Linked DNA regions of Homo sapiens: region 1 is linked to region 2. Evidence: chromatin loops called from intact Hi-C (ENCODE). Cell type or tissue: OCI-LY7. All regions are shown on one strand. Each heading gives the region's core, and the rest is flanking DNA. Links, peaks and the distances in the headings are about the cores only. Region 1 overlaps TSPAN9 (tetraspanin 9). Region 2 overlaps TSPAN9 (tetraspanin 9).

Region 1 (2,900 bases), core at 310-2,809, 52 kb after region 2:
TCTGTATTAAAAAAATCCTTGGCCGGATGTGGGGGCTCATGTCTGTAATCCCATCACTTTGGAAGGCCGAGATGGGAGGACTGCTTGAGGCTAGGAGTTTGAGACCAGCCTGGGCAACATCACAAGACCTCAACTCTACAAAAAAATATAGAAAAATTAGCCAAATGTGGTGGCATGCACCTGTGGCATGCACCTGTAATCTCAGCTACTTGGGGGGCTGAGGCTGGAGGATCACTTGAGCCCGGGAGATCGAGGCTGCAGTAAGCTGTGATTGCACCACTGCGCTCCAGCCTGAACAACAGAGCCAGACCCTCTCTCTTAAAAAAGAAATAAATAAGCTCTCCTCACATCCTGCTTTTCAGTCCCCATTTCACGCATGAGGATACTAAATCTCAGAGGTGTTGGGGGACCAGTCACACAAGCACTAGGGGGAAGATCCAGGACTAGCTTAGGCAATCATTTCTGAGGCTTTGCTCATGCCCTCCCCACCCCATGGGGTGGATGAAAAAGGCCCCACTATTGGCAGGCAGGCCTAGAAGTGAGTGCTCCTAGCTCTAGTGCTGAGCCCTGTGCTGCCTGGCTGCAGAGCAGCGCCCCGTTCTCCTTTCAGTCTCAGCGTGAGTTGATGTTGGTACAGTTGATGTTGCTGGGAGGTATCTTGGCACAGCTCCCTTCCAGGGTGTGTCGGTTTTCTGGGGCTGCTGTAACAAATTACCATACACTTGGTGGCTGAAAACAACAGAAGTCTATTATGTCACCATTCTGGAGGCCAGATGTCTGAAATTGAAGTGTTGCAGGGCCATGCTCCCTTCGAAGGCTCTAGGGAAGAATCCTTCCTTGCCTCTCCCAGCTTCTGGAGGCTGCCAGCATTCCTTGGCTTGTGGCTGCATCACTGCAATCCCTCATCTCCTCCTCCTCTGTATACCTCCCTTTGCCTCTCTCTCATAAGGATGTTCCTGTTGGCATTTAGCCCTCCCAGGTCATCCAGGATGATCTCCTTATTTCAAGATCCTTCATATAATCACATCTGCAAAGACCCTCTTCCAAATAAGGTCACATTCACAGGTTCCAGGGATTAGGACATGAAGTTATCTTTGGAGCCACCATTCAACCCATGGCATAGAGCATCCCCAGCTACTGTGGGCACAGGGGACAGGGGTTGGGGGGTTGGTCCCATTTCGGGCCCAGAGAGTTGTGGGGGCCACAAATCTGTACCAGCCTCCTACCAAGGGGCAGCAAATAGAATCAAGAAGATGAATCCCTGCCTTGGGTCTCAACCTCATTGGTCTCGTGGCCTGGCCTTCGAGGTGCCTTTGACTGTGAACCTGCACTGGGTATGTGGCCCTCACTCTGCCTTCTTTCCTTCCATCCGTCCTCATTTCACTCTTGTGTGGCTTCCTAATTATCTTGCTCCCAGCAAATCCCATGTATTCTCTCTCCCTTGTCGTCCCAGGATCAGAGGCTTTCCCCTTGCCTCTGGCCTGGCCGCCTTCTGCAGCATCCCTGTCTGGGGCTTACTGGCAAGTAGCTTTCACCAGGACCTATCCGTGTATTTGAGGGCTGTGGCCAAACTGAAGGCCCTAGATTCAGGGCTGGCTGGGGGTAGAGGATGCCTCAAAGATAGGGCTGTGTGCCATCTTCCTGCTGGGTTTTGCTGAACCCAGAGTGAGAGGAAGAAGGCCTGCAGCGGTTCATCGCACCTGCCAGGCACAGCTGGGGCTGACACAGCTGGGGCTGAATGCAAATGAAGCCCCTTCCAGCCATCTCTCTGCCCAGCAGCCTTCTCTCTGGCAGGCAGGCATGGTTGCACCAGCTTCCGTTGCATAGACATCTCAGGGACCCTGCTGCTGTGTGGGAAGCCAGAGTCCGACCTGGCTCCCCTGGGCTGGATACATTTGCCTCTTAAGCCCTGGGTTGGAGAGAATCCAGGGCTGGGTCCCCATCAAGAGACAAGAGCACAACGGAGCAGTGTGTAGATACTTTTCTTTTTCTTTGTTTATTCCCCCTTCCTTTCTTCTCCTCCCATCATCTGTCTGGGACTTCTCTCCACGAAGCAGAAAACCTACTAGCTGGTTGTGTCCTGCATCACTCTATGGAGGCGTCCCCATCACTGGTCTCTCCCCAGGATTGCCCAGAGCCTATGGGGGACTCTGGGTGGAGATGCTTGGAAGGCCGGTGCCGGTTATAGGCATCACACGTTGTCCAGGAGGATGAATGCTTTTGAAGGTCAGCAGGACCCAAGTTTAGTTTCCAGGACTTCCTGGTGTTCAGCTGGAAGAGTGGATGAAAAGACAGGTCTTCCTGAGGCATAGTCTCACAGCCAGGCTTCCCCCTCCCTTGTGAGCCTGACTCCCCTGCCTGCATCTCACCGTCTCCTTTTTCCCTGCCTGCCTTCACCCCACCACCAAGAAGGTAGTGTTTTCTATTGTAGGGTGGCGCCCATAGGGACTTTTCTTTCATGTCCTGGAACTGAACGTCCCTAGAAAACAGTAAGTCATTTGCTTCTGCAAGCGTAGGTGCCCACGGAGCGCTCTTCAACACTTCGGAGTGTGGTCTTCTAAAGTGGGGGTGGCAAGGTTTCCTCAGCCCCTGGAGACCCTGCCTCATACCCAGGGGTTTTCCCCACACTGCTCTGGGAACTGAGGGGTAAGAGTCCATGCCGGCCTGTCCCACCAGCTGCCCTCAGTTATCTCCTTCCATCGGCAGCACACCCCCGTTCTCATCCACATGCAGCCCCTGCTCCGATCCTCAGTTCCCCCGAGGAGATATCAAGTTGTTGGAAGGCTCACCTGTCCTCGGCCCCCCTGGAGACCCCTGCAGGACTCCCTGGGGCCTCCTTGATCCCCATCTGGAGGCCCCCATTCAGTAGGATCTCAGTGCGTACCTTCCTGCCTGGAGGT
Region 2 (2,900 bases), core at 306-2,805:
ATATACCAGGCACCTCATGGCTGCTAGTTAAGTGTGGGCTGGGGATTGTCACATCCGTGTGCTGCCTGCCACCTTCTTTTAGCCTCCTGTGGTAATGAAGGACATTCCGTCCACATCTGTTGATTGATTAAGATATTTTTGTCTCTTGGTCCAATCACAATTTAAAAGTTAGCTGTGAAAGAAGACTAAATAGTTTAAGAACATAGCTGCTGCTGAGACTTCCTTCCTTTTCCTTTGGTGGCTCAGACTCTATTCTGGGCCCTCGTCTCAGCGAAGAAAGTATCTGTCCTACATTAGGGAAAATCCCAAGAAAAACCGAAAGCAGCTCTCCCATCTTTACATCATCTGCCTCCACACCTGGCTGAGAATCGTGCACCTTTCAGGCCCTCCTGAGTTGCCTGGTCTTTCCTTGATTACCCACCAGAGCCCGTCTTTAAATATTCCATGAAAATTGGGGCCACTGAAGTGTGTCAGCTGCGAGTGAAATGCACAGAGCCGAGTATTAGGAAGGTGCCCCGCATTAGCGGGAAGAGTACCATGGACAGCAGGGCAAAACGAGGAGTGGCTGGGAGGCCAGTTAGGAGTCCATGAGCAAGAGGTGGCCGGGGGAGTGGGGAGGTGGTGGGACCCCCAGGAGATGCGCCACACTCTTGCCAGCATTGAGTAGCCTTGTTTAAATAAAAAAAAAAATTTAAGCTGATAGGTATTTTGTCACTTAAAAAAATGTTTTTTTGAGATAGAGTCTCGCTCTGTTGCCCAGGCCGGACTGCAGTGGTGCGATCTCGGCTCACTGCCAGCTCCACCTCCTGGGTTCACACCATTCTCCTGCCTCAGCCTCCCAAGTAGCTGGGACTACAGGTGCCTGCCACCATGCCCAGCTAATTCTGTGTATTTTTAGTAGAGACGGGGTTTCACTGTGTTAGCCAGGCTGGTCTCGATCTCCTGACCTTGTGATCTGTCCGCCTCGGCCTCCCCAAGTGCTGGGATTACAGGCGTGAGCCACTGTGCTCGGCCAAGAAAATTTTTTTGAGATGGAGTCTCGCTCTGTTGCCCAGGCTGGAGCACAGTGGCTCAATCTTGGCTCACTGCACTCTCCGCCTCCTGGTTTCAAGAGATTCTCCTGCCTCAGCCTCCCAACTAGCTGGGATTACAGGTGACTGCCACCATGCCCAGCTAGTTTTTGTATTTTTAGTAGAGATGGGGTTTTGCCATGTTGGCCAAGCTGTCCTTGAACTTCTGACCTCAGGTGATTTGCCTGCCTCAGCCTCCCAAAGTACTGGGATTACAGGTGTGAGCAACCGCACCCAGCCTTAACCTGCTAGGTAAACAGTGATGGCTTGGTTGTTTTAATTTGGATTTCCATGATTTGTAATATTCCCAAGTTTACAACCAGGAAACAAAGAAGTGAAATTCCTAATCACAGAATGATTCAGTCAGAGCCCTCTTACTCAAGAAGGACAGGCGGGTGACGGCCAGTGTCCTCGTCCGCCAGGGTGTGAGGTCCTGTCGGCTGTGTCTGGGCCGTGTCTTGCCCGCCGATGGGTCTCTGGGCAGATGGTTAGCCCCTGGCCCTCAGTCGTGCAGGTTTCTGTTCTGCAGGTGGCATGGTGTCATGGGCACACAGGGCAGTGGTGTTTTCCTGTGGTGGTATTGATCAGGGATGGGTAGTGCTGGCCTTTCCCCGCTGTATGCTTTTGTATCTGCCATTCTTATCTTTTTTTATGAACTTTCCTCACCGTCTCCGCTACCCACGTATCCACTCCCCATACAGTGCTTAGCATAACAGCTGTGCTTTGTTTTTTCCCTCCATTTGCATTTCTGTCTTCAGCTGTGGCCGGTGACCCATGGAGATGAAGGGGTTTCTTTTTCTTTTTTTTTTTTTGAGACAGAGTTGTTTCGCTCTTGTTGCCCAGGCTGGAGTGCAGTGGCGTGCTCTCATTTCACTGCAACCCCTGCTTCCTGGGTTCAAGCGATTCTCCTGCCTTAGCCTCCCGAGTAGCTGGAATTACAGGCATGCACTACCACGCCTGGCTAACTTTTGTATTTTTAGTAGAGATGTGTTTTCACCGTGTTGGCCAGGCTGGTCTTGAACTCCTGACCTAAGGTGATCTGCCCGCCTTGGCCTCCCAAAGTGCTGGGATTATAGGCGTGAGCCACTGCGCCCTGCCAGATGAAGGGGTTTCTGATGCTCGTGCTTATCCCGGTGCCTGACGCTTAGTAGGCACTCCATAAACATCTCTTCTTCCCTTTCCTGAGAGTTTAGTTGCAGTTTTCACAAAATGTCAACGAGACGGGTGGTGTAGAACATTAACACTTAGAATGTGGTGTGTCTGGGTGGGGGTACAGGTGGGCCTCTGGTCGCGCTCACTTGCCCTTGGCTGTGTGGTTTGAGGGTGGGCTTAGCTGTGGGTCAGGCAGGTTAGCTTTCTGGGCATTCTGTGCATCTGCTGTGGGGGATCTGATGGACAATGGTGGAGACACCCTGTGGCTCGCGCCCATCCCCCTTGGTCCCCATCACATGTGGGGATCTGGTTGCTTATTCTCTGATGTGGTTTCTCCTGGGAGGGCGGAGGAATGAGAGTTATTCTGTAGCTTTTTCTGAAGAGGAATGTGTGATTTGAACAATGCTGGGCCCAGGATGCCCTGGATTCCTCTGTCAATGTTGGCATTAGACAGGAACTATCAGGAGCTGGAAATAGGCTGCGGGGCCCGGCCGAGAGGGCTCATTGTTTGTGGCAACCCCACACTCATCATCCTGCCTCATCCTGGAACCATGGATGCCGCAGACAGGAAGGCACCTCCCAAAGTCATCTAGGAAGGAAGGGACCATGCTGGGTGCATTACACACCCCGACACTCACCCCACTCTGACTCCAGGTGGGGTGGGGTTCAACCGGCCCA

What was found. Hi-C counts contacts between places; a loop is a spot of excess contacts. Peaks named below come from ENCODE experiments on the same cell type or tissue, not always from the same donor. Only the 100,000 strongest peaks of a DNase experiment are listed, where the experiment ranks them.
Region 1: a loop joins it to region 2, with 8 times the contacts of the local background. A loop is called at or near these places in 3 of 110 quality-filtered maps.

What each region holds. Positions count from the first base shown.
Region 1 is chr12:3,228,047-3,230,946 of GRCh38, forward strand. The region is part of intron 3 of TSPAN9 (tetraspanin 9); the gene reads left to right. LOC124902861 (a long non-coding RNA gene) reads right to left here. Exons shown (of 3, transcript XR_007063161.1): 3 at 1,930-2,271. Among named protein-coding and RNA genes, the nearest start is that of LINC02827, 71 kb to the right of the region's middle. In OCI-LY7, for the core only: no CTCF peak of the experiment used is centred there; a DNase peak (open chromatin) is centred at 1,735; H3K4me3 peaks cover 978 bases; H3K27ac peaks cover 1,620 bases.
Region 2 is chr12:3,176,423-3,179,322 of GRCh38, forward strand. The region is part of intron 2 of TSPAN9 (tetraspanin 9); the gene reads left to right. Among named protein-coding and RNA genes, the nearest start is that of TSPAN9-IT1, 28 kb to the left of the region's middle. In OCI-LY7, for the core only: no CTCF peak of the experiment used is centred there; a DNase peak (open chromatin) is centred at 1,819; H3K4me3 peaks cover 584 bases.